Regions from separate parts of the Mus musculus genome. Here region 1 is linked to region 2. The links are chromatin loops, found by intact Hi-C in ENCODE. Cell type or tissue: left cerebral cortex. All regions are shown on one strand. Each heading gives the region's core, and the rest is flanking DNA. Links, peaks and the distances in the headings are about the cores only. Region 1 overlaps Stmn4 (stathmin-like 4). Region 2 holds the start of Trim35 (tripartite motif-containing 35).

Evidence for each region. A loop is a pair of places that touch in the nucleus more often than their neighbours do. Peaks named below come from ENCODE experiments on the same cell type or tissue, not always from the same donor. Only the 100,000 strongest peaks of a DNase experiment are listed, where the experiment ranks them.
Region 1: a loop joins it to region 2, with 3 times the contacts of the local background. A loop is called at or near these places in 1 of 42 quality-filtered maps.

The regions. Positions count from the first base shown.
Region 1 is chr14:66,353,407-66,365,538 of GRCm38, reverse strand. It overlaps Stmn4 (stathmin-like 4), which reads right to left. Exons shown (of 6, transcript NM_019675.3): 2 at 11,094-11,185; 3 at 9,858-9,953; 4 at 8,622-8,830; 5 at 7,502-7,693; 6 at 3,859-4,464. The coding sequence starts at 11,106. The coding sequence ends at 4,405. Among named protein-coding and RNA genes, the nearest start is that of Stmn4, 15 kb to the right of the region's middle. In left cerebral cortex, for the core only: a CTCF peak has its summit at 6,688 (motif pointing left); DNase peaks (open chromatin) are centred at 5,040 and 6,710; H3K27ac peaks cover 2,219 bases.
Region 2 is chr14:66,290,415-66,302,546 of GRCm38, reverse strand. Trim35 (tripartite motif-containing 35) reads right to left here and starts at 5,522. Exons shown (of 6, transcript NM_029979.3): 1 at 4,998-5,522. The coding sequence starts at 5,477. It overlaps 1700001G11Rik (RIKEN cDNA 1700001G11 gene), which reads left to right and starts at 5,418. Exons shown (of 3, transcript NR_038077.1): 1 at 5,418-5,738; 2 at 6,403-6,592; 3 at 6,961-7,220. In left cerebral cortex, for the core only: CTCF peaks have their summits at 4,465 and 5,907 (motif pointing left); DNase peaks (open chromatin) are centred at 4,679, 4,934, 5,567, 7,446 and 1 more place; H3K4me3 peaks cover 3,416 bases; H3K27ac peaks cover 3,201 bases.

The DNA.
Region 1 (12,132 bases), core at 2,597-7,596, 63 kb before region 2:
ATGGAGGGTAGATATCTGTCCAGCTCTTGTTTGTTTAAAGGCTTATTGTAAATAGAAAGCTGTGAGTGTGTCATCTGGGAACTTAAATAACTAAGGCAGGGTAGAAACCTGGGGCCAGATTTCTACAACAATTACTACAAGGAGGGATGGATGTGCAAGAGTGTGTCTCCACCCCACTCCTTCCTGTGCCTACTGAAGCTGGTTTACTCCCTTAGGGTTTTTAATCTCCCATATCTTTGGATTCCAGTGTTCACTGAAGTTTAATGAGGGGAAGGCTGTGTACTGAGCAAGATATACTGATTCTTAGCTAAACTGTGGGAAAGCTGTTTCTATGTAAAATAATTTAGGCTTGGCATTAGATAATCATCAACAGGCTTCTAATTTATATTTGGGGGCTGAATGGGATGCCCCTTGGTGCTCATCCACCATTCAGGCTCCAGTCATCCAAAGAAAACGCTGTGCTCTCTGCTTGCTTAAAGCAAAATTGCTGCTTCAGGATTATAGAGTGCTTACCATTGAAAGTCACTAGCCGAGGACCTCAGAACCACATGTCTCTTATAAACTCATCCTCCATCCACTTCATCCCCTCCTGCCACATTTGATTTGTGGCCACTTTCACTGCAGGAAATGTTTACTGGTGGCCTAGACTCTGGAAGATGTTCCATGATATACACATCTGTCCTGTGTTCAGGTCTTCTGTCAAGGGCTAGGGATTGGTGAGGTCTCAAGTTGTCATGGAGATGAACTTCAACCTTCTGCATAACCCTGATCAGCTACCTCCAATCTTTGGCATTCACATTTGTGCAAGTGTGTGCAGGTGAAGGTGCATGTTGGAGCTCAGAGAGCAACACCAGACATCTTCCTCAGTTGCTCCCCACTTTTTTGAGACAGTCTCAAACTGAACCTCCACTTTACCAATTTGACTAGACTGGCCAGCCAATAAGCCTCAGGGATCTTCCCGTCTTCAAATCCCCAGCGCTGCACCATGCCTGGGTTTTACATGGGTGCTTGGAATCCAAACTCAGCTCCTCACGTTTATACATCCAGCAACTGAGCTGTCTCTCCAGGCTGTCAGCCACCTCAGATCTCCATCTTCTACAAGGAGCTTAAGGAAAAGGCTACACAAGTGGAGCTGTCATGTGACTGTTTTCTTCATCCTTAGCTCTCACTCACCTATCTGTAGGTCACCTTGATGTTCTTAATCCCAGTTTAGCCAAACACCCACTGCTAAGGACGCAAAGATTCCTAAACCTGGTCTTGTCTAATAGGTGAGATTAAGCAATGAAGTGTGTGTAACCAGAATACACAAAAGCAGAAGCTCTAGCAGAGTAGAGGACATAACATCCGAGCTGGGTTTAAAGGAACAGTTAGGAACCAAGCAAGGAAGGGAAGAACAACCCAAGCAAGGGACAAGCATATAGAAGGACAAGAGCATTGAGTGAAGGGCAACTGTCTGAGAATGGGAAGGGAACAGGGGAAGAGGAAGGGTTGAGAGAGCTCCTAGCCTTCAGTCCACAGAAGAGGTGAAGATGATGATGGAGTTAATTTCTGAAATGAGACCCTCAAGGCTATTCTCTTTTCTCTATTTATCAAGAAAAAAGCAAATCTGAAGTCACAGGCTTCATTCTACACTGGCCTCCACAGCAGCTTCCTGAAGCCCCCAAAGACTGCAGCCTAGACAGCCTGATCCTGTCTCTGAGCTCTTCCCAAAGCTGCAGCTTTCAAAGGGTTCTTGGTTGTCAACCTGAGGAAGAAATGTGTTCTGTGTGGTGCCCTGGAAATATGGCCACAAAATAAAAATTGATAATTTCCAGGAAAACATACTTTCATTACTAAAATTAATTTTGATGTGTTGTTTTCTGTTCTACTAGGAAGGATGGGAGGGAGAGAATAAGGGAAAGAAGGAAAAAACCATACCAAGAAAGCCAAAAGTAAAACACCAAAAATACTCTAACCGTGAGACATTAACTGCTTGAAACCCAACATAGTGATTTGTCATGGCCTCTGCCCTACTTAAAGCCTAACTCCCAAGACTCTAGGACCTCATCCAAACAGCCAGCCTTAGGAAAGACAAATGATGTTATAACAGCTACTGGTAATGAGAAAGCAAGCTGCCTTCCTTTTATCTGTTCAAATAGACCCTGCACAGATGGTCCAGGAAAGGCAGTCATGTAACTTAATTGCAAGAAAGGATCCCTTCCCTACATGGATTCCTTCCCTGTAACGATCCACTCCTACAAGGTCCCCTTCCCCATAGAGATCCCTTCACTATAAGAACGCCTTGCTATAATGAGTGATTCTTTCTCTGAGAATTTGCTCACTGTGCGTCTGTCTACAGTGTCTATTCTTTATTAAAACTTTTATTTATGTCAATTCTGGGCAGAAAATACTTTTCCTCTATGACTATGGCTTTTCATTTCCAGCACGACAGAAGGAAAAGAAAGAAAAAGAAGCTGAGTGGGACCACAGAGTTGGTCTCACCACCCAGTGAGTCACAACTCGGTCTGAGAAACCCTGACTGGGGATTTGTGGCTTAGTTTAGATGAGCCAGAAAGCTGTACTGTGCGGAGACTAAAAATATAGACTTTGGGAACAAGCTGCAAATTCAAGACCTCTTCTCCCACTTACTATGTGTGGGAATTTGGGCAATCTATTTATGCTTTCTATGCCTCAGTTTCTTGTTCTGGCTAATGGGATGACAGCAGCAGCTTTCTCCTACAGTTGGTACAAAGAATGAAGCCCCATTTGTGGGAAGTCTAGAAAATAGGCATCTAATAGGTACTGCCTAAAAGTATGAGCTGCCAGGAACATCACCACTACCATCTTTGCCACCATCACCATCAGCATCATCACATCATTGTCACCACCACTATCATCATCATCACCGTCACCTTCACCATCACTGCCACCTTTGTTCTTCCAGCTATTCTACCCTAAACTGACGCTCACTTATAGCAGCACTGCCAAGAGAATATTAAGGCAACCGTAAAGAGTTTGTATACAAAGCTAAACAAAAACACATTAAGGCAAGTTGTGGAGATGCCCTGGGATCTGGCTCATAAAGACTCCACCTCACTCCTGCTTGCAGAAGAGAGTCAGAAGGGCTGTCCTCTGAAGCCCTGGCCTAGAGTCCTAGAGAGCATGGCCCTTCTGCTTTCTTCTAACAAATGAAATTTCCTCACTGGAGTTCTGTGATCTGTCTAGACTCCAAGCCCTTGGTGAGGGTTTCTGCTATATCTGAATGGCGCTGTTCCCTCAAAAGTCATATATTAGACTTCATCCCCCATAATACCAGGTGGTGGAGCATTTAGGAGGTGATTGGGTCAGAGGTCTCTCCCCTCACAGATGGGGCAAATAATAAACCAGGCCTATGGACCCCTGTCATACTTTTACCACAAGAGGACACAGCAAGAAGGTACTGTGTGTTTTCTTAACAGAAAGCAGACATCTTGATCTTAGCCTTCCCACCTTGGGAACTGTAAGCAGTAGATCCCTGTCATTCATACATTACCCTGCCTAAGGTATTTTGTTATAGCAGCTACACAGGCTAAGAATGTCCTTCTTATAATGAATCCTTGGGACTGTACTAGGATGTGAGTCTACAGATAGGAAAGACAGCATCTCTTTTCTCATCAGCTCGGTGGCCTCCAGCCACCAAGGGACAGCCCACAAAAGGAGTTTAAAAGGAGAAAGAGAGGCAAAGCTCTCATCATTCCAGTGTCTAGCATGAACCAGCACACCGGATACCTAGATGGAAACATTAAAAGGTACCTGCCATCCGATAGGTGGGAAGCCAAACTTTTAAAACACTCTACCCATCTGCAAAGAGCCAATATGGGAAATAAAAACACTGGAGACTGGAAGTAAATGTTTCATTGGTCATGATGATCAAAAGATGACAATGAACAGACGCACACAGACCTTATCCCACCCGCTGCAGGGCAGGTCTCACTCCATCCAGACGGGCTTGTCCTGCTGGCCCTGCAGCCACCACCCCGCCAGGACTCTGCCCTTCACTCTGAACTTCTACCCCAGTTCTCATCTTCTCTCCACTCGGAACCTGGAGGCCGGATGTCCAGGCAGAGCCATGAAAAGCGGGGGCCTTGGCCCAAGTCTGCAGTCAGTGGACAGTGTCACAATGTCCTTGGGCTCATCTTCACCTCCCTCTTCCACACGCTCACTGTCCCCTCTCCCACCCCATCATTGTTCCCCAGAAACAAATAGGATGGCTTCACTGGTCAATCTTTTACATGTACAAACACCAAAAGCAGAGGAAACGCCCCTTGGCCACCCCCCTCCCCCCGAACCCCAGTGCTGGGAGAGCAGCCAGCAGCCGAGGCTGCTGGAACCAGGTTGCTACGGGAGCTGTCCGGCTGTCCTGGAAACTTCCTTGGCCTCTGGGCTTTACCTGGAGGCCTCTTCCTTCAGCTCCTTGTTTTTCCGCACCTCCTCTGCGTGCTTGTCCTGGGGAGGAAGGGAGGGACAAAGGCGGGTCACACAAGGCTGCCAGGGGAGGACAAAGGGCAAGAGAATGGAACGCAAAAGATGGTCACCACGGGCAGAGCAGAGCTGTCAGCGAAGGTATCCTAAGGGGAGGAAGGAGGCGAGTAAGACGCGGGACACAGGTGTGTAAGGCACAGAGTGCACGAACTGGTGAGTCCCCACGTCCTGCAGGGGACCCACCTCACAGTGACCCCAAGATACCCTAGGCCCTCTCTATCTCTACTGGTCATTCTGGTGCTCAAAATGGTCACTTGACTAAACATAAGGGGCTGCTTAGGACAGCCAGCTTAGAAGGAACGGGAAAAGAATGAGTCCGTTGCCAGCATCCCTGACACACCACAGATGTGTTGTTTCTCTCCCATCTCTCTAGCGTCGTCTTAAATCTCTGACTGAAGGAGGAGGACCCTTGAGTTACATACTGACAGAGAACTGTTGGGAAATAGTGCTTGACTCCAGACAGTGGGCTCCCTTACATGTGTTGGAAGACAACCTTCATTTGCTTTGTAGCATATTTCAGCCAAAAGACTAGATCTTCCTTCCCACCCCCAGCCAGCTGTGTGACCTTAACTGACTGTCTTATCTAACTGGGACTCAACTTCTTGGACCTTTCCAGAGGGACTAGAATGGGCAGCTGGCTCAGCTCTGAAACTGTGTGACAAGTGTCCACTCATGGGACCATGCCACACCTGCCTCCATGTGATTCCAGATCACTAAATAAATATCTGTGTCCTTGTAGGCTGGGAGCATATATGTGTTTTTCTTCTTTATGTTTCCCAGTCCCTATTGTGAGAAACAAAAGGTACCCAATGATCCCCCTCCCAGATTCCAGTGTTGTCACAACGAGTTGACAGATTAACCTGGAATAGAGCCACTGAGGCCACCCAGGTTCCTAAGATACACCCTCACCCACAGTTAGTCTTTCCAGGAGCCCTTAGAAATTCCGACAGGCTAAAAGCAAGGAGCAGTATGTCTGGTTCTCAAACTATGGTATCTATCACATGACCTGGAGTCCACACAGAGTCAGACCTTACCCCTAGAAAGTCAGGCAGTAAGTCTGGAATGGGGTTTTTAGGCCTAGGAATTCTGGTCATGACCTACAACACAAGAGCTAGCATGGACAACATTGTTGATGTTGAAGGTATCCCAGGTCTGGGGACAGAGGTGTGAGGGAGAGAGGAAAACATATACCTAGCTCTCAATCTTGCCTCCTGCCTCCTGCCTCCTGCCTCCTGCCTCCTGCCTCCTGCCTCCTGCTTCCTCCAGTGAGTAATTATGAGTGGAGATCAGGTCTCAGAGGAAAACTGTCCTCTCAGATATCTGATCTGGCATCTTGATTCTTAGCTTCTACCTGATGTACACAGCTGACATTCCACACACAACCTTGCCACTCTACCTCTGCCTCCATCTCTGGTTTCAAGTGAGTTGGCTATGCAGAGCCCTGGGTTTCTGGCCTCTGGCCTCTGGTCTCCAGAAATCCCTTGATGAGAAAAAGCTAGTGAGAAAATACTGGGATGTTGCCTCTGAGCCAGGCAAGAAAGCAGTCACTTGGACAAGAGGCCAGGGCCAGCTTCACTGTTCGTATACCATGGAGATCTCTGTGAATCATTTGACCTCTGGAATGGTTTCCTTGTCTGAACTAAGAATGTTTGCCTTGTAAACTTTCGATAACCATGTTATGATAAAAATGAAAGTGTTTTATAAACAAATGTTCAAGTGCTCCAATACAGTCTAGCTTTGTGATATGTTTTAACCTGGGTCTATAAGCCCATAACCTCTCCCATCCAAACTGTGGTTTCCTCAAGAATTTGCCTTGGGGTTGGGGATGTGGTTCTGTTAGCAGCTGCCTACCTTGCATGCACAAAGCCCTGGGTTTAAGCCCCACACCTGCATAGAACCTACATAGAACAGGCTGGGCAGGCTACAATCCCTGCACTTGGAGGTGAAGGCAAAATGATAAGAATTTCAAGGCTATCCTCGGCTACATAGCCAATTCGAGGCCAGCCTGGAATACATGAGACCCAGTATTAAAAAGTAAAGGCAATCTTAAATTTTCCTACAATATCTCTCATTAACTGGAGAAGCCCAAGGTCATGCTCGGATTGTGACCCTCCTCTAAGGCACTCAGTGGAGAAAGAAGCCATGCTGTCCTTCGTGGAATTGAACATCAGAGCATGGGGCTGCCACCTACTGGCCAGCCTGTGCAGCTCACATGCCTGGATGAAGCCAGATCTTTCTGGTAACTGTTGCCAAGGGCCTGAGGTTCTAGGTGGGTAGGCGGGAAGGAATAAGGACCACGCTGCTCACCATGGGACGAGGCCACCGATCGGTCCCGGGAGTCACCGCGCAGCAGGCGGCTCCTGGAAATAAAACACAGAGCTAAAGCTTCCCAGGAGCTGCAGGAGAAACTGAGGCAGCCTGGGACTCAGGGAATGAGGCCAGCATGTCTTCCAAAGAATGACACGGAAGACCAACCTCAGTCTCTCACACCGCTCATAGGCAGGTGACATTTGAGTTATTGACAAAGGCAGACTATTGAGGAAAACCTACTACTCTCTGCCCTTATGAGGAGTTCTGGGGAGAATTCTGTATCCTGCTGTTCTGGCAACCAAGCTTGTAAACCTGGCTCAGAGTCATGTTCAAGTTAGCATCTTTCATTAACCCAAATCTGCCCATTCAACGATAAGCCAGAAGTGTGTAGACATGTGCCTTTCCTGAGATACTTGCACTGGACAGGTTTTCTCTAGAAAAGAAGGCTGTGAGCTGGCTCCTGAGACAGTGAGTAATTTCTGTTGTAAAACCCTAGAAGATCCCCAGAGGCCACCCCAGAGTGTGATGTGAGCTTCCTGCCTATGACTTCCCAAATCATCCCCTTAGAACAATGAGGACCCTGCCTGGGAGAAGCATTTCCATTCCTGCAGAGGCTACTTCCACCAGAGTGGTGTGTAGGTCACACGTTCTTGCCACGGAAGGAGCCTCCTGCCAATCCAGCATGGATTACCTTCTCTTGCAGCCGCTCCAACATGGCAGCCAGATGGGCCTCCCGGTTCTCCTTATTGGACTCCATCTTCTGGGCCAGCTTCTCTTTTGCCATCTTGATGAAGTTATTGTTTTCTTCGATAGCTTTCTGGATCACCTCTCGCTCGTGCTCTCGTTTCTCCGCGAGGTGTTTCAGGAGTTCAGCTTCCTGGTACTAGGGCAACACAAGAAAGAGGAAGACCCTTTAGGTTGAACTTCTACCATCACAGCTTAACAGTGCCACACTCGGATGAGATGCATCCCTGAACCTGGTCCTCTTTCACAGAAGCAGAGAGCTCAGACCACCTGCAAAGCTTTCCATCATCTTTGACTTTAGTGGCCCTTTCCTAAATAGCTTCTGGATCTCTTCTCTCATTTTCCTCATCCATTCTTCCGCTCATTCATTCACAAGTACTAAGTGATCTTATATGAACTTCAAGACCCTCACAACTCCAGACACCAGGAAAAGGAGAAAGTTAGCCTAGTAGAAGTAAACATGCATATTAATAAATAACAGAACTCAGATGTGTGTGTGATAAATGCCATGGATATAAAGGGAGGGACCACCCAATTAAATGGAGAAAGCTATTTTTTTTTCTTTTACCTTGAAAGATGAAGAAAGGCTCACATTAAAATGCATCTGAGCTGAGGAGCGAGAATCAATGGGGAAGAAGGAAGCTGCATACAAAGCCAGCTCTGAGAGGACTATGACACTTTAGCCATTAGCCAAACTATAAGCTCACCCAGTGTATACTCATAGTTTTGTCTCCTTCAGGTGGTGTCTTAGTCTGCACCAGTGGTTCTCAACATGTGGGGGTGCATATAAGATAGTTGCATACAATCCATAACAGTAGCAACATTATAATTATGAAGATATGAAGAGCAATGGGGTACAGTTATGGTGTGGGGGCGGTAATCATAACATGAGGAACTGTATTAAAGGGTTGCAGCACTAGGAAGACTGAGAATTCCTGGTCTATGCCCAGGGCTCGGGAGGTGCTCTCTAAATATCCTTCCCACTCCCATTGGGATGGGACAAAGAGTTATGGGGCTGCACGTCCTGCTCACGATGAGACGGGAGAAAGAGACATGCAGCTGCTAACCTTCCTTCGCTCCTCTGCTGCTTCTAGCTTCTTCTGAATCTCTTCTAATGATGGGTCTCGCCGTCTTGGGAGGGAGGCATTAAACTCAGGCACCCCGTCAAAGGAAGGTGGCTTCAAGATGACTTCAAAGGACTGGCCCGAGGTGCACTTGTTCAGCTCGATGACTTCCATATCAGAGATGACGCACCAGTTCAGGTCTACTGTATCTGCTGTGGAGGGCAGAGTTGGGGCTGCTCACCTTCTGAGGAGCAGCTGGGGCCCCAACAAGCATGCGAACATGCACACAGACACAGGGAAGCTGGGAGTCCCAAGGCACACCAATGACTAGGGGGCTGGTTGATCCTGAATATTGGATCCTAAGGTCAGTGACTTTGACAGAGTAAGGTTTGAGGATTCCCTAGGCAAGGATCCCAGGAGCTGTGATTTGTGATAACAGTCACAGCAACACCACCTGCTGTTGTTCCTTGCTGATGACAGACAACCAGTTCATTTCACCCACCCTCACCCCAGCCCCTCCTTGCCCTGTCCCTCTGATGGCCTGTGGACCTCACCCCTGGCTCCGGCCTACCCTGTTCTCTTCTTTCTCTCCAGTCAGCACTGCCTTTCCGCTGGCTTTGACCTTTCCTCCTACACTGTCTCCCACACCAGCCTAAATGGAAAAAACAGTCTCAGGTCATCCAAACACCCATCTCTCTTATTGACAGACCAAACCCATCCCTTCCTTGCAAAGAGAAATGAAGAGATGACCTATCTGTCCCCTGACCACTCCTCCTGAGAGCATGGCAATCCAGTACCCTCTGATAGGTCTTGAGACTCAGACAGCACCACTGTCACCATCCAGGCTGGAAGTGCTTGCCTGGGCCTTGGGCCTGTCTGGGAGCATCTCTATCTGTCCCTAGAAGCCCTGGTGAATACACCAAGTTTTCTTTTCTGTTCTGTGTCTCCATGAACAGAATCTCAGAACCTGTGTCTGGCTTATCCTGGCATCCTCTGCGGCGTCAAGGAATGTGCAAAAGGGACTCTAGGAGCGAGTGCTCCAGGATGACCCAATCCAGATCCCCAGTGGCTGCCTGGCATCCAGACCACATCCCCTGGGCTCAGACCCCTCGGGCTCTGGGAAAGAAGACACACTATGACTAGGACAGTTTTATGAGATAGGAGTCAATGGGGGGACACCCACAAACACAGGACACAGAAGCTTCCACCCTTTCCTATCCCAGCCGAGCCCCCACTTACCTTCATATTTGTAGGATGATTTATTCAGGGGATCAGACAAGAAGCAAGAGCAGAACAGAGACACTAGTGGGAGTTCCTTCATCTTCTCCTTATAGGCTACAAGAGAGTGCATCAGTGACGATGGGTCCATCAGTCCCAGAAAACAGCACTTCTGTGAGTCAGCTCAGACTTTCTGGCTCCCAAGCCTGGGCCACCTCACACTTGAAATTTGACATTCTCACTCACCCAAATGACTCTATCCTCTGTTACTACCAAATGCTAAATACTCTCAAGTAAAGATCCCAAGAGCAGCCCTGACCCTGTCCCTCCATCTCCTACTCCCACTCAAGGATAAACCAAGGCTTTGATACTAGCTTGTAGGAAATCTATACTTCATTCTTGTGAAAGTACTTGAAATTTCTGCCTAAGGGGTAAACATATTAATAGAGAGACTTCATTGCTACTCTCCTTAAAGTCCAGGCCCACTGTAGAAGGGGTCAGGGTGGAAGTCTCCTCAAATCTTCCCAGCATAGGCATCAAACCAGGGAGAAGCTGTCCACAGAGTAGAAATGTACTCTTGACATGATTGAGTCTTTCTGGAGGTCACAGGTCATCATGGGGGCCTCTGCAGCTCTATCCCCATTGCACCGTGTTTTATTTATAATATAAAAGACTCCCTCAGTACATAGCCCAGTGTTCATTTTCTCTTATAAACTTGAAGGCATAGTTCCAACACTATTACAAAGGCATTGTTTTAAAATTAAATAATACACATGGAGCAAATGAGAAAGAAGAATTCAATTGTGATCCCACCCACCACTCATAAATGACTTTGCCTCTTGGTTTCTCTACCCTTTCTTTCTGTGCATTTATACATGCACACATACCTAGAGAAAGAGGGCTGGAGAGCTGGTAAAATATTTGCCTGCAAACACAAGTTCTGAGGCTCAGCATTCACATGGAAAAGCCACTGAGGAGGCAGGAATAAGAAGATCCCTGGCACTAACAGGCCGGTCAGCCTTATCCACATGCTTCAATCCAATGAGAGACCCTTTCTTTTAAAAAGGAAGACAGAGGAATCCGGAGAAAGGACATCTGAGGTTGTCCTCTGATTTCTACATGCATTTGAACACACGTGTAGGCCATGCACATATGTGTGTGTGTCACACATACACATGCACCTTAGTATACACATGAAGAGGGGGGTGGGGATGGCTTCTGTTATGGTGTCCATCACTGACTGGTGCATGTACCTACCTGCAAGAGTCATGTTGGCTGGAATCTGGTGGCTGAATTGACCAAAAGTCACAGGGGAGTGTTTATCACCAGCTCAGAACTGGATCACAGCCCTAAGAAAGAGAGAATAGTTTACATTGACAGGCTCTTACTATAAAGATTGTCTTTTTAAGCACTGAAGGAATCTTGGGGATACGGCATCTGCTATGACCTATAGGCCCTCTCCTCTCCAACATTCACTTTCCCCTTCTCCTCCTCCACATCTACCCAGGCAGGTTCAGATCACACAATGATCCCTTTCACAATTTACTTGAGGCACTGGACATAGAAATATGAGTTTCCCCAACTTTATTTCTAAGGGGTGTTTATCTGTCCCCCTGGGCAGTGTAATAGCCTGGCTCAAGGTCAGGGTGAAGGTGAGAGGCAAGGCCTCAGTCAAATTAGTCTGGAAATGTTTATAAATTAAATAGCTGTCTAAACTTCTCCACCCCAGACCTCCCTCCAGCCAACTCTGACAGGAGGCCAGTAGGAAACCCACTTTGAGATACCCTTCTACTTCATCCTCTAGGAACCACCAGCTTGGCTCCTTGGATCCACTGAAAATGACCCTGGACCATAAGAGGAGACACACACACACACACACACACACACACACACACACACGCACACACACACGCACATGGAGATATACCATCATAAATAATTACGTTAGTGCAGAGACATACATGGGCATGTGGGGCCATCTTAGGACTAGAGACAAGAATCTCTCCTCAACAAAAGGCTGAGGGGCCTAAGGGGTCCCTGAAATGAGCCTTAAAAGATGAGACAAGGAGGAGAGCTGCCAAGTACACCCTGCATGGAAGCAGGGATTGCTCTTAAGCTGGTTGGAGCTAGACCTGGATATGGCAAGAGAGGAGAGGACCAAAAAGAGATAGGAAGCTCAAGAGAGGAGCATTTGTGAGTACTTAGGAGAGGGGAGGGGACAGGGCTTCACTGACAGCCAGTATTGAGTGCTTGGCATAAAGACCGCTTAATGCTTGGCCACCTTTGATGGTCACTG
Region 2 (12,132 bases), core at 2,887-7,886:
ACTCTTGTCCTTCCTACTTTTTTTTTTGGGGGGGGGGGTCCAGACGTACTCTGTGGCATGCATGGCCCCACATGCTCTTGAAAGCTGTGTAGGTAGGTGTCCCACTCTTTTCATTCCCATCACAATCTGTCATTTTGTCTTTTTAGAGAATTTCACCATTATCCCTTGCCTTTCTCTCCAAGCCCTCCTTGCTTCCTTTCAAATTCATAGCCCTTCTCACATATCATCATATGCATACACTTATATACACATAATCTCCTAGCTAACCCTGCTCAGTCTGTGTATATTCCTTGTAAATGTGCTGTTCAGGAGTGGATATTTGGTATTGGATAACCAGCTGGTGTGCTCTTCCCCCAGGGAACTACACCCCCACCACATCAGTTGCCTATAGTTCTCTGTGTAGGGCTGCTGGTCCGTGACCTTCCGCCATCCACTCTGGAATGTCCACTCACGCTGCCCCTGTTGAGCCCTTGCTCAGGCAGTCATTGGCGAGACATGGGGTTCACTCTTGACAATCCCAGGAGACAGACCCACAGCCAACTCACTGATTGTCTGGCTTTTCCTCAATGTCCCCTGAGCCTTAGACTACCATAATCCAGACAAAGTATCTCATTAAATCTAGAGCTAGGCCTACCCAGCAATTCCTAAGAACCTCCTTATTCTGCCCCATAACAGAGCTAAAGTTGAGGTAATCATGTGATCTCACTTTTTATGTTAGAATTGGAACTTGAGCCAAGCACTCAGTAAGTACTTACCCATTTAGCCATCTATCTTGCATCCTGCTTAATTTTAAAAAATAAAATCACTTTTGTTTTAATGAACACACATATATATCAATTTAAGGAAGGTGCTCAAACACTTGGTTTTTTGAAGATTTTTATTTTATGTGTGTTTTTCCCACATGTGTCTGTGAAGTGCGTTTGTGGCTTGTGCCCAGTGCCCAGAAGAGAATGTTAGATTCCTTGGTACTGGAGTTTCAGACTGTTGTGAGCTTCCATGTAGGTGCCAGGAACAAGACTCAGGTGCTCTGTAAGGGCAGCCAGTGCTCTTAACCGCCTCAGCAACTCTCCATCCCCTCAATGCTTTTACATTTTTTAATTGTTGCTGCTAAGCTGGAATTCGGAAGAAACACTTTTGAGTTTTAAGTTGGGTTCTTATTACCTTTTGCATCCAAGGCCTATTAACTTCTCTCCACTTTTATCCTTTCCTCTCTACATTCCATAAATGTGTTATAGGCTTTTCCAGAAACAAATCCAGTGTTAATTACAATGGCGACCTCCGTCCACTGAGCACTCGCTATGCCCCCGTCCGCACTCATCCGCGCACTGTGGGTCACTTCGTTACCACATTCGTTCTCTCCAGTAAGTACATTAGAGGCCACTCCAGGGAAGGGAATCGGAAGTGCACCGGGGAAGCACCCTGCTCTCTCCAAGAGTGTGAACCTCAATTTGGATTAAGGTTGACAGAAAACTCACAACTCTTTGCCAAGGACAAAGATTTCATTTCACCAATGCAAACAACCTCAAACTAATCTCCCAGCTAGAATGGCACTGATTCTAGTTTTACTGAGACGCAGTATGCCAACTTCCTTTGGTCACTGCTTATATGAGGAACTTTATCCGTATACACATAAGCAATAGCACATCTAAGCCATACTGCTGGGATACTTTTCCCTTTGAGAAGAAACGTGGGGTTGGGGAGGCGAGTCAGCCAGTAAAGTGTGTGAAGTAGGAGAACCTCAATTCTGGTCCTGAGCACCCACATACCTGTAGTCTCAGCTCTGGATCCCTGGAGTTCAATGGCCAAACCTAGCTCAAAATGGAGATTCAGATCTAGTGTGAGGCCCGGTGTCAAAATTTAACGAGAGAGAGATCAAGGAAAGGCTGACCTTGCCTACCTCTAGCCCCTGCATACATACACACACCACAACCCCATTAACACACACACACACACACACACACACACACACACACACACAAAGTGTGTCTATGCAAACCTGTGACCACTGTACTCGAGGACTTCCTCTGGTCCCTCTGAGCATTCAGGTTTTTTTCTTGAGCTCTGGATTGATCCGCTATGACATGTTCCAAAATCTTGTCACCCTTCCTTCCATCAGGTCCCACTGCATCAGGACAAAGTCCCAGCTCATCACCATCCCCCTCAGTGTCCCATGAATGTGTCTGCCCCGCCGTAGTGATAGAAAAACGAACACACACAACCTTTATTACTTTTGCAGGACTGTGAACCACAAACCCAACAGGACAACCAGAGAAAAGAATTCTTCATTTTGCTGCTCTGAAAGTGTCAGCTTTGTCCCTCACAGGGGTGGGAGTATGGGGGGGGGGGGACCAGAGGTGGCCAAGAAGCAGAGATAGGAGCTTTAGGACACAGCCTCCAAGAACAGTTCCACAAACTGCCTTCCTCAAGCTAGGCCCTGTCTCCTACCTTACCTAACCTCCTCAGGAGGCCATCAAGTGATGAACCAGGATTCACTCACAGGGTCAGGGTCCCATTCTTGGAACACTTGCAGGCACTCAAGAAGTTGTACTTTACTGCCACAGTCAAGATTAACCCTCATACAGCTTCAGGGGTTCTGTGGACAGTAAATTTTGTTAATACTTCAGGGCACCTAACACAGAGTAAGAAATCCTCAGAGATTATTGCTGCTGGGTTATCAACACGGAGGCCAAAGGGATCTTTCTAAGCACCCACCTCTGGGATTCCTGAGGGTACCCGGCAGGGCCAAGCTTAGTCAATCTCACCATTCTTACCTGACAGTGGGTCATTCCTATGCTGCCTGCTCCCTTAACAAGCCATACCCATCTCCAACCACACTGAACCAGCTTATCTAATGACTGCCTCACCAACTCCTCTGAAATGTCGACTACTGCAAACAGTGTTCTTGTTTGGTTTCTGCTGCCATGACAACCAAAAAGCAACTCTGGGAAGAAAGGGTCTATTACAGCTTATATTTCCTAGTCATACTCCACCACTGAGGGATATCAGGGCAGGAAATCAAGCAAAACTAATGTAGAAATTATGGAAATAATGGAGGTATGCTGTCTATAAGACATCCCCTCTGATTGGTATGGAAGAGCCCACGTTGGCCTTACACTACCCAGGCAGGACCAATGTACTGGGCCCTCCCACACCCATCACCAATCTAGACAATCTCTCTGACTGGCTGATCCATTTGAGGCAATCCTTCAACTGAAATCCCCTCAGACGACCCTAGGCTGTGTCAAGATGAAATTGAGTAGAACAGGGGGGCTGTCTTGCGGACTTAAGCAGCCGCAATATCTAGAACAGGGTGTGAGAATCAAAGAGGTTCTTAGGATGTTTATTTCACACATGAATACATCATGAAGAGGCCACACTGCATCTGGCTGAGCACACAGCCTGAGGACTCCTGGGATCTTTCAGATCAGCCCCACTCCCTGCTCTTCAAGGCTCACTCACACTGAGCACCCACTGGCTTTGCACCACCATTCTAAGATGCAGAATAAGACTTCAGCCTTCTGGCCTCACCTGGTGTCCAAAGCTTCCTCTCTTCTAGAATCTTCTATATGCTGCAGCATCTTCTTGCAAAAACCTCCCCTCACCTCCTTCACCTGGTTAATGCCTCTAGGTTCTTTAGATTTTTGCTAGAAGCTCCCAGAGAGTGGGAATTATTACCACCTATCTCACTTCCAGTGTCCCTCGGACCTCCTAATCAAAACGAGGCAGCCAGCAAGAACAGAAGGCAGTCTCCAGGCCCACACGCTCTCTGTCCCCTGGATCACAGGCCTTCGGTTGATGTTTTACCCCATTCTGAGGACACCACCCATGCTAATCAGTACCTTTGCTAGCCCAGGGGAATTCGAACCAGGACCTAAACTTCTAGGCTGTCTATTTCAGCTATGCCAAATAAGAGATCTAGCACTAATGAACGAGGGAACAGGCACTATGAACCACTGCTGAGCTAATATGATGGATAACTGGAGGAACGTGGATGTAGACAGCACCCATCTGCTCTGCTTCCAATCTGTATGGAGCTGCCATCAACTGCTGATTCTCAAAAAAAGACATTTCACCAAGTGGAGAAAGGGCGTCTGAAGATCAGGCCCAGTGGGCTCTTACAGTACCTCCTTTTCACTATGTCAGGCTTCCTAGTGGCTAACCCTGGGCCCTCCCAACTGTGGGTCTGACCCGTGTGTTAGTGGCTGATGAAACAAATTTAGCTGTTTCAGTACATCAATGACTTTAAACGAGAAAAGTAACAAGATACTGCCAGAGTAAAATGGACATTTCAGAAACCCTTTAAAAAAAGAAAAATCAGTCAATATGTCAGTATGAATGTTTTGGAAAGCAATGGAGCATGCATATCTAAGCGATTAGGTCAAATTGTTATCGAAAATGTCTGCCTTTTTTTTTTTTTTTTTTCTGTTTTAGAACAAAGACTTTTTCACTGGGCCTGGTGGCACAAGCCTGCAATCTCAGCCACTCGAAAGGCTGAGGCAAGCAAAGAAAAGTTCAAGGCCATCCTGGCTAATTTAAGAGCTTGGCTCAAAATCAAAAGTAGGCTTGGGGTGCAGCTGCGAGGTAAAGTACTTGCCTAGCGTGATCTCCTACAGCCCCGACACCCACCCTTCCCCGCCATGCTAGTTTTGCTGTGTCAGCTGCTCTTGGTTTAATTATAACCACTGGAACTCCAGATATTTGGATACTAAGAGTAAGAGGAGCAAGGCAGCAGGCAAGCGCCACAGGCCTTTCTTACGGCTCTGTAACCCGTTGATCAAGGCACTGCTGGGCAGGGGAAATCTCAAGGCCTTAGAACTCTGCTAGGTCCTGGCCTCTTCCATTTCTAAAATGACCGCGCCAAGCCCAAATGTCTGCAGACCATACTATTCCCCATCGTTGTTCAGATTGGCCTGGACCGGGGGCAAGATGGTTGCTAGGCCTGGAGGAGGGGGAGGGGCAGGCCGGGGGTCCCCAGGGCGGGCTGGCGCGGTGCTCACCCGGAAGTCTTGCGCAGTGTCCTTGATGGGCTGCACACGATGCTCTTGGTGCCGGGCGTCGGCCTGGCAAGCACAGCACAGCAGCTCCTTGTCCTCCAGGCAGAAGAGCGTGAGCGGGGCACGGTGCGCACGGCAGGGGCGCGGGGACCGGCGACCGGTCCAGCGCGCGCCCTCAGCCTCCTCGCGCAGCAAGGTCTCCACCAGGTTGTTGAGCGTGTGGTTGGTGCGCAGCTCCCCGGGCACCGCTCGTTCCTTGCACACCGGACACGAGGGCGTCGTCTGCACCTCCCAGCAGCCGCTCACGCACCGGCGGCAGAAGTTGTGGCCACAGCGCAGAGTTACTGCGTCGCGGAACGGGTCGTAGCACACGGCACACAGCAGCTCCTCTTTGAAGGAGCGCGAAGGCCCCGGGGACACAGAAGGGCCCGGCTCCATCGCAGGAGCAGCCGCCGTCACCACCACCGGTGTCGCCGCCTTCATGCCTAGCCTGCGGGCGTTGTCCCTGCTGAAGATCTGGGAGCTTAAGGCGGCTCCAACCAATCACGGATGGGCTTTGAGGGCGTGGACCCTCCCACTTCCGTCTTGCGCGGGGTCTCCCAGAGGAGGTGTGGTCCGCGATCTCCGTTAGCTCCAAGGCGGAAGGATCTGTCGTCCCACTGCAGTGTCGGGTTTCCGTTGTCAAATAGGAAGTGAAGCCACGGGCCGCCATCCTTAAGCAATTCCCGCTATCTCAGACTCCTGGTATAGATGGGAAGGGATGTCCATGGCTTAACTCCTGAGCTCCCTAGGTGGGGTCTGAACCTGGGCCCAAAGCAGTAGGGGGGGGGGAGGTCATGCAGCACTGGGAATGGTTTCTCAAAACCCTCACATAGGTCGTCCGCTGACTTTGGTCGGGCTTACTGCCACCTCGAGGTAGCGGGAAGACCTGAGGAGTTGAGATTCCCGGCTTGTGGTTGGATAAATGAGTTCCAGTGTAAAATGGTGGTTTCCGTGAAAAGGACGTGTGAGAACGAAATTAATAGGGAAGCATGCTCGTGGCATCTTCATTAAAGTCAGGGTGAGAAAGTCGTGATGAACATGCTTGTAATCTCAGCATTTGGGAGGCTGGGGCAGGAGGATCAAGAGTTTGAGACCAGCCTGGGTTACACAGGGACACTTAAAAAAAAAAAAAAAATCCACTTTGGATTCTGGCAAGAAAGGCAGTCTGAATGTTCCCAGCTGCCCATTCCTAGTTGATATTTGTAACCTTCCGCTGCTGTCTTACCCCAACATACACACTAATTCAGCAAGGCACTGCAGATTTGCAAATTCCTTGGGATCATATGAAACAATTTTTAAAAAATGCACTAGATAAACAATTACAAAAGGCAGTGTGTTTGGGTCTCTTTCCTATTCCTCTTGCCAGAACCACAGACGGGATGGTTTATAAAGAATAGAGGTTCCAGAGGCAGGGATATTCAAGAACTGTGTGCCAGCCTTCCTGCTGCATCTTGATGCGATAGAGAGAGTCACATGCCCAGACAGACAAGCCTGCCTGCTCAGATCTCACTTCTTCCTGTAAAGCCACTGGTGGTGTTTATGGAAAGTCCATGCTGGTAAGTTTTGTCAACTTGACGCAAGCTGGAGTCATTTGGAAAGAGGAAACCTGAAGGGAGAAAACATCTTATGGAAGAAACCATCCATAAGATGGTTCTGTAGGAGGCTTGATTGATTTGGGAAGGCCTAGTCCCCTGTGGGCTATGTCCCTCCCCCCATGCACTCCCTCAACCCCCCCCCCCCCAGGGCAGGTGCTTGTATAAAGAAGCAATCTGAGCAAGCCATGAGGAGCCACCTGTTAAGCAGTACCCCCTCCATGGTGGCCTCTTCAGTTCCTGCTTCCAGGTTCCTGCTTTGAGTTTCCCTGCCTTGGCATCCCTCAACAGACCATGACCCAGAGGTCTTTTGGCCATGGTTTCTTTCACAGGAATAGAGCTAACAAGGACTGGGCTCTGCCCTCATCGCCTCATTTGAAGAACCTCCTTCTACAAGCCTCATTTCAATTAGCAACTCCAATTTAAGGATTGAGTTTCCAAGGCATGGACTTTTGGGTGTCTGCTGAAACCCTGGCAAAGAAGGACGGCATGCCTACCTCCCTTCTAGCCTCCCCTCCTCTTTCTCTCTCCTCCTTTCTGTTTAAAGCAGAGATCAAGGAATAAAAGCAAGGATTGTTCTATGGCATGAAAAGGCAAGGCCTTACTATGTGCTGTCTACCAGGAATCCACTTTACCTGCAAGTGTTTAAGTAGCACAAACAAACAAAGAGAAAAGGCGAGTGCTAATTATTAGTATGGTTCTGTCGATATCAGGTGACAGAAAGTATTACAGGCAGGAGAAGGCCCAGTTCAGCAGGAGAGTTGCTGATAGCATCTTTAAACACAGGCAGCTGGAGCTGCAGAGTCAGCAGAGCTTATTCATCAGTTGCCAGGGAAACCTGTAAGGAAGAGAGAGTAGCCTGATCCTCTCAGTGAAGACTGCATGGCTTAGACCTTTTCTAAAGCCTGGAGTCTGCAAGGGAGGATGAAGGGTGCTTAGCTGCTCTGAATTAAGTCAGGGAGGCCATCCCTCACAAGTGCTGTACAGTACAAGTTGTAGAGAGAATCGCATTCTGTATGGAAGAGTCGCCCGTCAATAAAACTGCTATTAACCTATTAGCTTAGGCAGGAAACAGGGAGGTGGAAGGTCCAGTTCAGAGGAAGGATTCTGGGGGAGAGGAAGAAAGATTCAGCCCCAGACATAGATGAGATAGATGGTCACAAGTAACTGAGGACCAGGTAACCAGTCACGTGACAGAACTTGGAATAGAATAACGGGATGGTTAAGTTCTAAGCTAGCCAGGGAACGACCCAGAGTATTTGGCCAAGGCATTTGTATGTAAATATATTTAAGACTCAGAGTCATTATTCCAGGAGCTTGGGACTGGGAGGGAAAACATGAGCTTACAGAAAACATGCTATAGTAGGTGACTAGGGATATACCAGGGTAGGAAACCACCTGCCTCTGGATCGACTGGGCTGCAGACATCTTTGATTCAGTCTGTCATGTGTATTATTTATGATCTTTTAAACTATAAGTACACATAAGGCCCCCAAGGTTAGTTATGAAGCAACTGGTCTTCCCTACCACTTCGGAAAGTGACAGTGCCAGCGCCACCCTTCTTGTCTGGCTAGAAATCAAGATCCTGTGTCAAAAACAAAGAAATGAACAACAACAACAAAAAAAAACTATTGGTTTATGATGGAACTGACCCAAGTCACATATTAGAGATGTCACATAAAAATTTACATTCTTACTCTTACCTTTTTGCATTTAAAATTTATAGTTGTATATTATACACAATGTCAAAACACATTAATGATTCTTTGGGGGGGGGTGTACAGCTGGGCAGTGCCCAGTATGTTTTGTTGTTGTGCAAAGCCCATTATCTACAAATCTTTTCATCTACACATTAACCAACTCCCTGCTTTCTGCTCCCTAGAAACCTCCGTTGTACTTTTGTCTCTATGTACTCGAGTACTCCAGTTCCCTTTTGTAAGTGGATGGATGCACACTGCATTTTCCTTTTGGTGACTAACCTTCCGCTATCACTGAAACATCTCACACATAGACAGATGGTGACAAATGGGGGCACCAGGAAGAGCAGAGCCCCAAGGACACCTCAAGGTTTGTCCCTGCTCCAGTCCATTTCATCATTTCCCCCATTTTCATATAAAGTCCCTTGCAAGTTTAAATCACATTCTATCCCCTTGTGCATCACTGAAAGGTGTGTTGCTTCCACTTCCTGGCTGTTCAATGCAACTGTGAATATGAGTGTACAGAGACCTCTCTGAGACACTTTTTTTCATTCCTTGGAGTATATGCCCCAGAGTGGAATTACTACTGATATGCATTGCCCCTTAGATTTCTGAGTGACCACCACGCTGCTTTCCAGTGGGGACATGTTCTGACTGTTTATATCTATTCTGTGCCAACACTTTTACTTCCTAGGTTTTTTTTTTATGTCATTATAGCCATCTTAATGGAGTTTTTCTTTTGTCTTTTTGTTGTTGTTGTTGTTGTGGGTTTTGGATTTTTTTAAAGTTCCCCTAACCATCAGCAATGCTACCCTCTTTTCTATGTTTGTCACTGTTTGGATATTTCCTTTGGAGAGAATCTGAACCTTTTGTTCCCTTTTAGGGGACGACACCTGAGATGCAGTTCATTCAGCCTGGCCTTGAGTTTGCAGTGTAGCCTAAGCTGGCCTCGCGCTCCTAATCCTTCTGCCTCATAAGAGCTGAATTATAGAACACAACACCACACCAAGTCTGCCCAGTTTTCAATCAGGCTATTGGGCTTTTAGTTGATGTATAAGAGTTCTTTGTAAACTTGAGATATTAGCTCCTTCCTTACCAGGTCTATGGCTTGCAGACCCTACCCTCTGTTCTCTGGGTTGTCATTGTACTCCATTGATTGTGTCCTTTGGCTCCCGCACATTAAGTTTGTTTAGTCCAAAGTATCCTGTTTTACTTTCATTGTTTATGTTCTCAGTATTGAGCCCAACCCAAGGCCAGGAAGTGTTTTCTGTTGTCTCCCCTTATTGTTACTTGTTCATTTATTCTGAGTGACATTTGATATAATACACAAATTGATTCTTTTGTGTGTGGATGTTGGATTTCCTCATCATCATTTGTCAAAGAGATGAGCCTTTCTCTGTTGTGTAGTCATAACACATTTGTTGAGACTCACTTGACTGGGTTCATACGTGGGTTCATTTCTGAAGTCCATCTTATTGGTCTGTGTGTCTGTCTTTGTGCCAGGATCATCTAGTTTATATGTTCATAGTAGGTTTTCAAATAAAAAAGTGTAGAATTCAGACCTTGTTCTTTTAAAACTTGTTTCAACTATCGGAAATCTCTTGTGTTTCTACATAAACTTTATGTTGGGTTTTTTAAATTTATGCATAAATGCTGCCGGGATTAAATCTTAGCTGAATTTTAGATACTGCCTTTCAACATTTTTCGAAGTTGATCAATATTTCTGTTTTATATAAAAAAAATCAAAAGCGAAGAATATTGCTTCCTATGAATGCACAGAACAAAATGGCAGAAGTACGTTTAGGTCACTTCTGAATTTGCTGGAGATTCTGTCCTCAGCCCAAGCCAAAATTCAATTAATGATTGTCTCAAAATGAAACTCAGTCAACAAGTCAAACAGCAATTTTTATTAGATATTTTCTTTATTTACATTTCAAATGTTATCCCTTTCCTAGTTTCCCCTCAGAAAATCCCCTATCCTCTCCCCCCCCCTGCTCCCCAACCCACCCACTCTTGCTTCCTGGCCCAGGCATTCCCCTATACTGGTACAGGACCAAGGGCCTTTCCTCCCATTGATGACTGACTGGGCCCTCCTCAGCTACATATACAGCTAGAGCCATTAGTCCTACTATGTGTTTTCTTTGGTTGGTGGTTTAGTCCCAGGGAGCTCTGGGGGTACTGGTTAGTTCATAGTGTTGTTCCTCCTAGGGGGCTGCAAACCCCTTCAGCTCCTTGGGTACATTCTCCAGCTCCCTCATTGGGGACCCTGTGCTCCTTCTAACGGATGACTGTGAGCATCCACTTCTGTATTAGTCAGGCACTGGCAGAGCCTCTCAGGAGACAACTATATCAGTTTCCTGTCAGCCAGTTCTTGTTGGCATCTGCAATAGTGTATGGGTTTGGTGGTTGTTTATAGGATGGATCCCCAGGTGGGGCAGTCTCGGATGGTCATACCTTCAGTCTCTGCTCTGAACTTTGTCTCTGTAACTCCTTTCATGGGTATTTTGTTCCCTCTTCTAAGAAGGTTTGAAGTGTCCACACTTTGGTCTTCCTTCTTCTTGAGTTTCATGTGTTTTGCAAATTGTATCTTGGATATTCTGAGCTTCTGGGCTAATATCCACTTATCGGTGAGTGCATATCATATGTGTTCTTTTGTGATTGGGTTACCTTACTCAGGATGATATCCTCCAGATACATCCATTTGTCTAAGAATTTCATGAATTCATTGTTTTTAATAGCTGAGTAGTACTCCATTGTATAAATGTACCACATTTTCTGAATCCACTCCTCTGTTGAGTGACATCTGGGTTCTTTCCAGCTTCTGGCTATTTTAAATAAGGCTGCTATGAACATAGTGGAGCATGTGTCCTTATTCCAAGTTGGATCATCTTCTGGGTATATGCCCAGGAGTGGTATTACTGGATCTTCTGGTAGAACTATGTCCAATTGTCTGAGGAACCACCAGACTGATTTCCAGAGTGGTTGTACCAGCTTTCAATCCCACCAGTAATGGAGGAGTATTCCTCTTTCTCCATATCCTCACCAGCATCTGCTGTCACCTGGGTTTTGATCTTAGCTATTCTGACTGGTTTGAGGTGGAATCTCAGGGTTGTTTTGATTTGCATTTCCCTGATGATTAAGGATGTTGAACATATTTTCAGGTACTTCTCAGCCATTCAGTATTCCTCAAACAGTAATTTTAACCTCAAACATTTAGTCAATATATCGTATCTCCAAAAGAGAAGAAAGCCATGTAGAGTAAAGAGCTACCGTTTATGACTTACAATAATCTTAAAATCAAGCTGAGGTGCTGTAAGTGCAGTCAACATGCACAGTGCAAAGCACACGTGTTGTGTATTCAGAATCAAGGTTGTAATGAAGTCATGTGACATAACACAGATGAGCACTGCTAGAAACATACCTGACTCCTTACATGTTTAATCTGAGGTTTTAGTCACTAATTATTACGGCAATTTTTTTTTTGTGTCCCCTGCCCATGCCCTTGTGGGGTCTGTCATTTAAGCCAAAGAAGTTTGGGTACAGGTGAGGGCTAAAGGGAGAATGTAGGGGGGTGTCTCATAAGAACAAGCACTGCCTGCTTCAGGCTAGGGATGGTTAGATGGCCACAGCTACTGGAGATGGTAAAGACTGCTTAGAAGACAGAGGGTAAGGAATGGGCATGGGGGGGGGGCGGCTAGAGATAACGCAAGATACATTGTAATAAGTCCTGCAACATTCCAACTCTTCCCCGGTCACTGAAGTACAAATCAGTCAGTCAGCCCTGTAGGAAGGAAGTTCATTGTAAAG